2 separate regions of the Mus musculus genome follow, and region 2 is linked to region 1. A link is a loop called in an ENCODE intact Hi-C map of the cell type or tissue named here. Cell type or tissue: heart. All regions are shown on one strand. Links, peaks and the distances in the headings refer to the core of each region. The heading gives the core; the rest is flanking DNA.

Region 1 (5,384 bases), core at 171-5,170:
TGGAAAAGTGAGATTGGCAGGATGATGGCCAAGAGCAGGTTCCAATCTTTGTAAGATTTCTGGGCCTATGAAAAAACTTCAGATCTTACTGAGTGAACAAGAAAATGGTTGTAGTATTAGACTTCCCTCAGAGTAATAGAATCTGACTTTGGGAAGACAGCATTTACATATGTAGCCTAGACTAGCCTCAGAGTTGTGGTCTTCCTGCCTCTGTCTGCTTTTGTTTATTTATTTGCTTATTATAAAGTCCATGTACCCCAGGCTGGCCTTGATCTTGTTATATAGCTAAAGATGAACTTGAACTTCTCATCCTCCTGCCTGTATCTTCTAAGACCTGAGGTTACAAACATGCAGTGCTACACCTGGTTTATGCTGAGGATAGAACTCAGAACTTTGTGTACCAGGCAAGCACTCTACCAACTGAGCTACATATCGCTTAGCCTCTGACTTATGATAATTTGATTTAAGAGAGGTAGTGTGTGAAGAACAGGGTGGGGTGGGGGTTAAGTGATGTGCAAGCCCGAGCAGAGAAGCCCGATGTGCTGTTGGGATAAGCCAGGTGACATCCAATATTAAGCCTTAATCTAAATCTTGAAGATGACTCTGACATTCAAGTGGATTACATAGTGTTAGTCAATGTCTTCCTAATTAGGAAATATTCTGGATACTCCCTGCCTGGAAGACAAGGAAGAAGGTAGGTGGTGGGCAAATACGGATGTGCAAGCTTTAGACGTCTGCAAAAGCACAAGGGTCTAAGAAGCCTCAGCCTAGATAGGAATTTCCAGAATAAGAAAATGGTTGGTTTAAACTAATGCTAAGTAGCTACTGACATATCCCAATCTGGACACATTCCTAAATACTGTCCATGTACCATGCAAGCAAGTTTATTAATTTTGCATCATTCAATCATTGCTAAAAAACAGACAGGTCCCAATATAATGACTTGATCATGGCTTATTTGTTTTAGATTCTATGGATTGGCACTTTGAACTGGGAAAGTTTACCTCTGCTCCATATGGTGACAGCTGGAGTCACACATATGGCTACAGCCACGTGGCAAGCCAGCAGGGTTTGGCTACTCCCCGATGTCCCATTGACTGGTTTAGCAGTAGGCTGATAAGACAGAGCCAACTGGTATCTAAGAATCCAGTAGGTTAAGCCAGGCTTCTTCAGGTGGTGGCCAAGTTCTACAAATCAGTAAGGAAGTAAATACAAAACACACACACTCTCTCTCTCTCTCTCTCTCTCTGTGTGTGTGTGTGTGTGTGTGTGTGTGTTTCAAATCTCTTTCTGTGCTATTGCCCAAATCAGGCTGCATGGCCAAAGCTAAAACTAACATTGTAAGGAATATGTTGGGTTGAGGAAGCGTGGTCCATTAAGTTTGCCATTAATCCACTACCATCTTTATTAAAACCTCATGTATTAGATACTGTTTCAATGCCCTGACAAAATACCCAACAAAAGCTTATTAAGGGAGGTGCATCTTGGTTCACAGTTTGAGAGTATCGTTCATCAGAGTGGGGGCATCATGGCCATCGCTGGTCACATTACATCCACAGTCAGGAAGCTGAGAAAGACGGATATGAAAGGAGACAATATTCATCTCTCCCTTTTCCCTTTTTACTCAATCCAGGACATGAAGAATGTGCTGCCCATATTTAGGGAGGGTCTTCTGTCTTAGCCCAGTCTATAAACTTCCTTACAGATATTTGTCTCCTAAGTGGTTCTAGGTCCTGTCAAGTAAACAATCAATATTACGCATCCCATCCTGTGATGAAGGTACTATTAATATCCCCCATTTTAAGGTAGTTTGGATAGTATGTGTTCGTAGTCTCGACTACTAGGGAGGCAAGTATGGGAGGATTGTTTAAATCCAGGAATTTGGGGTCAGCATGGGATATAAAGGAAGACCCAGTTGAGGTAAAGTCAGGGATTCCCTCTTTTGGTTGAGAAACCTAAGTCTAGTAAGGCACTAAATAACCCATAGCTAGTACAGGGCAAAGCCATCATGTGAGGCACACACTGTATTCTGAAAACCACAGGTCTGACTAGAGGGGTGAGAAGGGACAACTTCAATGGATCTTGAACCCTAGCAAATCCTCCCCTCCAGGTGACTGACTGCAGACTCCAAGGGCTGGGTAAGCCTTAGGCAGCAGTGGGTGGAAGATCTGTGGGCTGGGGTTTCTGGGAAAAGAAAGAAAGAAAAGCTTCAAACAAAAAATAGCATCAGAGTCATGGGCTGGGAGAAAACCCTGAATCAAACTACAGAAGGCAGATGGTGCCAAAAATAGAAGTGGTGTCTCCAAAGTCGGCCCAGAAGGAGGTCAAGAGAACCTAGCAGAAATCGGTGTGCAGCATGCGGCTGCCAAAGGACTCGCCTCTCACATTGCCCGTCTGAGAGGAAGGTGTACCTAAAAATCAGTAACTGTTGTTAGAGTGATTTTCTGGGATTGTGGTCAGGGTGGCAGAGTTGAAATCCACTTTCTCCTCTTCTGTGAGGGTGTGTGAGGAAACCCGGAATAGAGAAGATGCCAGAATAACAGGGAGCAGCTTTGAGCAGCCTCTGAGTGTATTTATAGATATCAAGCACACGAAATACGCCCACATCATACTCCCTCTCCCCAGGAATCCAGGATGTGTGAGGGATAACACAAGGTGTGCGGTTAACAGTCTGTACCACACACAGGATGGGCGGGGCGTAAGCATTCTGTAACATTTCCTTTTTAGTATCTGACCACTGTTCCAGCAAAGCCGGGAACTGACTGATTGGCAGGCACACAGACAGGATTGTTTTGAGTGTAAGATTTTTCTGTTTTCAAACATTACAACTGAGGTGATGTGTCAGACATCTCTCAGGCCAAGATGGCTATCCACTGTGACCTCTAGGGACTGGGTGAGACTGTGACCCCAACCCACCAATCCTCCACCCACTTCTCCCTAGCAAGGCGGTGGGTAGGACCACATCATTTTTACCCCATACAGCTCTCTGATAGCACTTCTTACAGTAAAACTATATTGATTTTTCTGAAAGTTGAACTGGGGATATGGCTCTGTGGGGAAGATTGCTGCTTTTTAAGAAGCAGGGCCTCAACTAGAATCCCTAGCACAATGGGGCTGTGGAGATGGCTCAACAGTTAAAAGCCCTCTTCCAAAGGACCCAGGTTTGATTCCCAGCAGCTACATAGTGACTCAACCACCTGTAATGCTAGATCCAGGGGATGCAATGTCTGCTCCTGGTCTCTGCAGGCACTGTGCATGTATGCAAGTGACTCACGGATATACATGCAAGAAAAAAACACCCATGCATATGCAATTTTAAACTCCTCGGCCCTCAACATAAAAAAGAAAGAAAGAAAGAGAGAAAGAAAAAAGAGAAAAGGAAAGAAAGAAAAGGAAAGGAAAGAATAGCCAAGCATGACTGTGTGTGCTTGTCGCTCTAACACAGGGGTAGAGATAGACAGACACTAAGGAGCTGACAGACCAGCCAACCCAGACAGAACAGTGAGCCTCAAGTTTAGTGGGAGACCATGTCTCCAGGCAATCAGGCCAAAGGTGATCAGAGAAAGCCAACTGATGTTCTGTTCTGGTCTCTGCATGCTCCAATGCACACGGCCCCATGTGTGTACCACTCATACATACACATATACAAAATTTAAAAGAAGAATAAGGCTATTTTACTGGAGGTTTTTGATGGGGTGGGAGGCTTGACTGTGTAGCCTGGACCTTTGGCTTTGGAAGTGTGTTGGTGGCAAGTTAATAAACTTGCTTCCTATTACTGGTATAAAGACCATGACCAAAAGCAACTTGGGAAGGAGATGGTTTATTTCCACTGCAACTTATAGTTCATTGTTGGGGGACATTCAGGCAGAATGCGAGGCAGGAACCTGGAAGGGTACTATTTTACTGGCTTGTTTGCATGGCTTGCCCAACCTACTTTCTTTCTTTCTTTCTTTCTTTCTTTCTTTCTTTCTTTCTTTTTTTTTTTTTTTTTGAAAACAGGAGTTGCCTTTATTTTTTAGTCAATATTTAAAAACATGCCTTTAAAATGATAGTCTCATTTTCATTTTTGCTTTTGTTATTTTAAAAAGCACAGACATTGTAAACAATGTAAAATATCTTGATGTTATAGTATTATTATATGACTAGTTTATAATTATAAAGCTTTTTTTAATTACGTATTTTCCTCAATTACATTTCCAATGCTATCCCAAAAGTCCCCCACATCCTCCCCCCCCCCACTCCCCTACCCACCCATTCCCATTTTTTGGCCCTGGCGTTCCCCTGTACTGGGGCATATAAAGTTTGCAAGTCCAATGGGCCTCTCTTTCCAGTGATGGCCGACTAGGCCATCTTTTGATACATATGCAGCTAGAGTCAAGAGCTCCGGGGTACTGCTTAGTTCATATTGTTGTTCCACCTATAGGGTTGCAGTTCCCTTTAGCTCCTTGGGTACTTTCTCTAGCTCCTCTATTGGGGGCCCTGTGATCCATCCAATAGCTGACTGTGAGCATCCACTTCTGTGTTTGCTAGGCCCAGGCATAGTCTCACAAGAGACAGCTATATCACGGTCCTTGCAACAAAGGCTTGCTAGTGTATGCAATGGTGTCATAGTTTAGAGGCTAATTATGGGGTGGATCCCTGGATATGGCAGTCTCTACATGGTCCATCCTTTTGTCTCAGCTCCAAACTTTGTCGCTGTAACTCCTTCCATGGGTGATTGTTTCCAATTCTAAGAAGGGGCAAAGTGTCCACACTTTGGTCTTCGTTCTTCTTCAATTTCATGTGTTTTGCAAATTGTACCTTATATCTCGCTATACTAAGTTTCTGGGCTAATATCCACTTATCAGTGAGTACATATCATTTGAGTTCTTTTGTGATTGTGTTACCTCACTCAGGATGATGCCCTCCAGGTCCATCCATTTGGCTAGGAATTTCATAAATTCATTCTTTTTAATAGCTGAGTAGTACTCCATTGTGTAGATGTACCACATTTTCTGTATCCATTCCTCTGTTGAGGGGCATCGGGGTTCTTTACAGCTTCTGGCTATTATAAATAAGGCTGCTATGAACATAGTGGAGCATGTGTCCTTCTTACCGGTTGGAACATCTTCTGGATATATGCCCAGGAGAGGTATTGCGGGATCCTCCGGTAGTACTATGTCCAATTTTCTGAGGAACCGCCAGACTGATTTCCAGAGTGGTTGTACAAGCTTGCAATCCCACCAACAATGGAGGAGTGTTCCTCTTTCTCCACATCCTCGCCAGCATCTGCTGTCACCTGAATTTTTGATCTTAGCCATTCTGACTGGTGTGAGATGGAATCTCAGGGTTGTTTTGATTTGCATTCCTCTGATGATTAAGGATGATGAACATTTTTTCAGGTG
Region 2 (5,384 bases), core at 138-5,137, 130 kb before region 1:
TGTAACCCAGGCACTTGGCAGATCGGACCAGGAGGATCAGAATTCAAGGTCAGCTTTGTCTACGTAACGTGTTCAAGGCCAATCAGGCTGCATGAGGAGGCCCTATCTCAAAACAAGAATAACCTTCCCCCACCGTACCCCCAACCCCCACCCCGAAGCAGGAGGATTGTTCTGAGTATGAGGCCAAGCTGGGGTATTTAACATGATTTTTTTTTTTTTTGAGACTGGGACTCATTATGTAACTCTAGCCAGCCTTGAACAGAGATCCACCTACCTCTGCCAATCATTTAATAAAAAATTGCACAAGGGCATCATTGAGGCCAGCCCTGCTCCCATCTACATGAAAAGTATACATTTTCATTGAAGTGCACACTGTGTGCAAGCTATCCTAGAATTTCTATAGAAAGATGTCATTCTCCCCCCCCCCCCCCTTTCTGCATGGAACTAACTGTCTTCCCTTCCCTGCAATTCTGGCTTGATCTTCTGAACAAGTTCCATTGATGGGTGTTTCTGGGGAATCCAGTGTACCTTGTACTCATGGCTAAGTGTTCCATGCCTTTAGCTCACATATTCTTTATAAAGTGTGGAGGCAGGCAGGTCACCTCAAAGGAAAAGAACGTGTCTCTTGTGAGGTTAAGGTTGCAGCTCAGTTGTTAGGCCTGAGTCAGATAAATTGTGTCTCATAGAGAAAGTGGGGTGCTCCCTAAGCGATTCTTCCTCCAGCTATTAAGTATAAGCAGGATTCTTTCTCTCCCCAACCCAACTCTTTCTACTGGCCAGTGTGAGCCTGGTTATTGGCTGTTCCAGGGTGATAGGCTGTAACTCTTAACCTAACAGGTTCAGGATTGCATTGCTTGGCTATCCCAGGTCCAGATCCCCTGCCTCCTATTGTCCGAGGCCGTGGATGTGACAGTGCTGGTCACACACTGTGGGGGCAGATTGAGCACGTTAGCCATTTTTTTTTTAACAGTAGACACTTCAGCAAGTATGTACACTTAACAAGCTCAGTAGGCTGGGAGGTAGAGCCCCTGCCTAGCTTGTGTGAGACGTTGAGGATCAAGCCACAAGTCAAAGAGTTCACAGGAAGCATTGGTTATGGACTCAGCCTCAGCATTAAACCCCAGAAGAATCATATGTATCTCTGTGAACTATTCCTAAATCTTGGAAGTTCATGGCTGGACACAGTAAAATGCAACCTACCTAGGGGTCCAGGCACAAAACATGCACTTTTTTTTCAAATCCTATGAAATTCTGTGACATAACACTACCCACTGTCTTAATTTTTGTCATAATAAAGTGAGAGTCAAAGCCTAAGAAATTTCTTAAAATTCACAACTGGCATACATAGCACAGGACACAGACATGGTTTCTGTGTCTGTGGGTTCAACACACTGGAGCCTTTCCTTTATACAGTGGAGAATCCTAGGCTTAGTTTAAGAAACCCGATACCAAAATATGCCTCTATTCAGCCATCTAACCTTTGCTCCAAAATGAAGCACCAGCAGCCATGGGAGTCTGTAGAAGACCGAGTGCTTAAGAGCAAATTGAAATAAGGTGTTCTTTGCACATAATCAGGTAGTACAGTATTACACAACACACAGCCAAGGAACAGAGCCTGACATAAAGAACTAAGTTGTCTGGTAGCATATCCACTACTGCCCTCAACCTTAGACCTCTCTGCTTTTAGCCAACAAGTAGATTCAAGACAAGCAGGCAGCACGGCTCCCTTGAGAAACAAGTATGCAGATCTGGCCTTGACTTTACTCAAGCCCAGACTGCTTCCTTTTATACACACACACACACACACACACACACACACACACACACACACACACACACACACATTTTAAATTACCTCATCTCCTCTTGTTCTTTCTTCCAGCCCCTCCCATATACTCCCTCTTGTGTTCTCTCAAGTTCAGAACCTTTTAAGAGACTGTTGTCAGATATTCATAAATATAAAAATACAACCCACTAAGTCTGCATAATGTTGTTAGTATGTATGTCTTTAGCAATGAGCATCTGGCACTGAATAAACCAATTGGTGGGGATTCTTTGAGGAAGACTATTTCTCTTGATCTCCACATTCCTTAGTTGCCTATTGTTCTTGGTCTTAAGTTGAGGCCTCCTAAGCTTTCCCTGTGCCATGTCAGCATGTCTGTTGGTGTCACCTTTATTGGTGAGGTCTTGTGTAGGCAGCCACGGTAATGAGACTTTTATGGGTCTTCTCTGACTCATTAAGAGACATAATCTCACAGCAAACTCCCTGTTCTTCATGCTCACACAATCTTTCCACCCGCTTCTGCACTGATCCCAGAACCTCAGCTGCAGGAGTCCAGCTGTAGATGCATCTTTTGGGACTAAGTGCCACACAATCTTACTTCCTGGATTTTGATCAGCCGTGGTTTTCAGTAATGGTCTCTGCCAGTTGGGAAGCCAAGTTCCTTTGCCAAGGCGTGAGAACCATTTACTTCAGGGAGGAGGTTGCTTTCTTAGTAAAATTTCTATGAGCTTCTTTGCCTCAACCTCTGAACTCTTTCTTACACAGTAAGAGATCATCTGGGAAATCATTCTGTATGTCAGGAGAAAAGCAAAGCAACTAACTAGCAAATATCAAAAACCAAGAAGGTGAAGGTTGGAATGGGGAGGGAGGCATGTCCAAAGTCACCTACCATCAGTTAGGAATCCAGCAGCTTACAGATCTTGGCAAGCAAGCTAGAACCAGAAAGCCAAGTCAACTAGAACCAGAAAGCCAAGATAAAGTGTTGTTTGACAAGCCAAGTTGTTACTCTGTTATCCTAATACACTGAGATTAAATTAAGAAACACACTAAAAATTGTAGGTGTAACTTTGATACTCAGAGTTTAGAAGCGTAGCACATGAAATGTGCTCGGTCTTGGTCCCATCCCTGTCACTTGTTCCTAAAGCTGTTCTCAATAAAGTCTGATTACCCAGGGAGCAAAGGTTGCTCACAGCGCAGTCTATGCCAATAAGACGACTTAGGGCATGGCACCTTCGATGTACAGCGGTCACCAGATTGATTGGATGATTAAAGGACCTCTCACACAAGGGGAAGAGACTGTTAGGCAAGCCCAGTTAGAGTGGTTGAGACAGTGCTGGCTCTAAGGATAGGACAGCTCCCTGCCTTGCCTCAGAAACATCTCAATCTGTATGCTTTGCAATATCTAAAGCCAAACCAGAATATAAGATGGGGGTGCTGATGCAAACTTTTAGTTCCAGCACTCAGGAGAAAGGTTAAGTTTAAGACCACCTTGGTCTACGTAGGACAGTCAGGGCTACATTTGAGACCCTGTATGATGAAAAAAAAAAAAAAAAACCAAGAAAAACCATGAAGCAAATCAGAATATGTCTTCCTAAGTTGTGAGCTATCTTAGCAAATAGGGGTCACCCAAGGAGGGAGTGTCACTACAGTCTGCTTCTAGTCAGTTGGGAAGAAATACCAGTGACTGGTATCTGAAGTTGGGGTGGGGAGGCTGGTGGGGCTGAGCCCTCAGTCTTATGGGATCCGACCCTGTTTCTTGATTGGGTAAACTGAACTATTGGCTATTCAGGCAACAATCTTTGGAGAACTGCTGTGTGTGAGGGCCCTTCACAAACATGTAGTCATAGGAATATTCTGTGTTGTGATAAGAGAAAGAACCATTCATTCCTCATTTCTAGGAACTGACTGGGAAATAGAATGTCTACCTTCTCTTGGCGCTGCTGTTAGACATGGCTGAGTTCCAGACTCATTAGACCCCTGACATGTTTGCTAATAATGGCCAAGCTGGAAGGCTGCACTAATGTGGAAATTCATGTTTCATCAAGTGAACACAGGCCCTTCCTGATTAAACTCTATCTTTATTTGTAATGGAGACTTCAACTGTGCAATGTGGTTCTATTTAAATGTGAACAGTTTGTATCAACCACAGAGAAATTTTAGCATGTGTTTCTTTCCTGATGATTATAACTTTTGCTGACAGTGTGACCCTTTAGATTCCTCTCCTGACAGACAATCATAAGCTTAATTTTCCTTTCCAATTCCACCCTTTCTGTTGTGCCCTGCACTCAACCCACTCCTTCACTCCCATCCTTCAGCTCTGTGTATTTATTATCAAAGCCACGGATCCTCAGTTGCTTCACAACTGTTTCCCCTTCTATCAAGGCTACTTACTGTTTTGTTTTTGTTTTTGTTTTTTCATCTATGTGCTACTGATCCTAAAGAGTAAGGAAATATAATAGTTTAGTCAGTCCATTACTTTGATGGCTGAGGTCAATATTTTTTCCCCAAGAACAACTCCCAGTGTTATTGGTTATTTCTTTAATAGATTTAGTGTACAAGTTACTTTAGCAAAAAATAAATAAAAATGAAAACACAGAATTGTTCCAAACATGAAAAATAATGGTATCAATGTATGAAGTCAGAGAACCCAAGGTCTGCAAAAGGAATAGTCAAAAAGTCACACTGGTAAAACCAAGGACGTTGTGAAACAAATAATATACAAACTTTTATTCAAAGATAATTCAAGAAAGACACATGTTGGTCATCTTTAAAGAGATTAATCGAAGATCTCAGAAAAACTATCTGCTCAATACACATGATTAGTCACAGAAAGCTTTCTCTTCCATTAATAGCAGCTAAATTTATACACACAGAAAAAATTCTTAAGACCATGCAAATTCAGTTGAATTCCACACATTCATTATATTCATCAAAAAACCTGCAGGTATGTTCATGCCAAAAGTGTTACTTTAAGAAAAAAAATTAAAAACACACACCAAAACATGATCAAGATTAAACTAAAGAAAAAAATAATAAATAAGCATAATTTATATTTTATTTAAAAAAGTTTGGCATCACACATATTAAAGTGTGTTACGCCATGTTCATTCATTCCTCAGAAGTGGCGTTTTTTAAAGTGTTCAGCATTGTTAAATATCAAAAAATACAACTCTGTTTTACAATGTAGTACTGGCATAATTCAAAGTACTGTGCCAATTATAAATAGATAATCAAACATCTTTTCAAACATATTTAAAGGAAAGCATATAGACACACATTTATATGCACACAATTTATTATAGTCATGTAATCAAAGATACTTATAAAAGCCAGCAGTTTCACCCCTCAACAGTGTCATATACTTACATAGATTTTAATCTGCTCCAAAGATTCTCTGTTCCCAGGAGATTTTTCAGGAGAAAGAATAAAGATAAAACTTAATTTTACAAGAACACACGTTAACTTTATTCTCTTTCACAAAATAATCCATAGTCATTCGAGGCTGATAAGAACTAGTTTTTATGAAAGCGACTGTTGCCTAAAGACCACAGTGGAGGGACTGCAGTCTAGGTCTCTTGTAAAGTCAGTCAGCTGCTGCTCG

The links. Peaks named below come from ENCODE experiments on the same cell type or tissue, not always from the same donor. Only the 100,000 strongest peaks of a DNase experiment are listed, where the experiment ranks them.
Region 2: it touches region 1 in a loop (2.1-fold over the local background); 1 of 42 quality-filtered maps calls a loop at or near these places.

What each region holds. Positions count from the first base shown.
Region 1 is chr8:64,869,351-64,874,734 of GRCm38, forward strand. No RefSeq gene overlaps it. Among named protein-coding and RNA genes, the nearest start is that of Gm40501, 9.0 kb to the right of the region's middle. In heart, for the core only: no CTCF peak of the experiment used is centred there; a DNase peak (open chromatin) is centred at 2,671.
Region 2 is chr8:64,735,367-64,740,750 of GRCm38, forward strand. Klhl2 (kelch-like 2, Mayven) reads right to left here. Exons shown (of 15, transcript NM_178633.3): 15 at 4,309-5,384. Among named protein-coding and RNA genes, the nearest start is that of Msmo1, 4.5 kb to the left of the region's middle. In heart, for the core only: no CTCF peak of the experiment used is centred there; no DNase peak of the experiment used is centred there.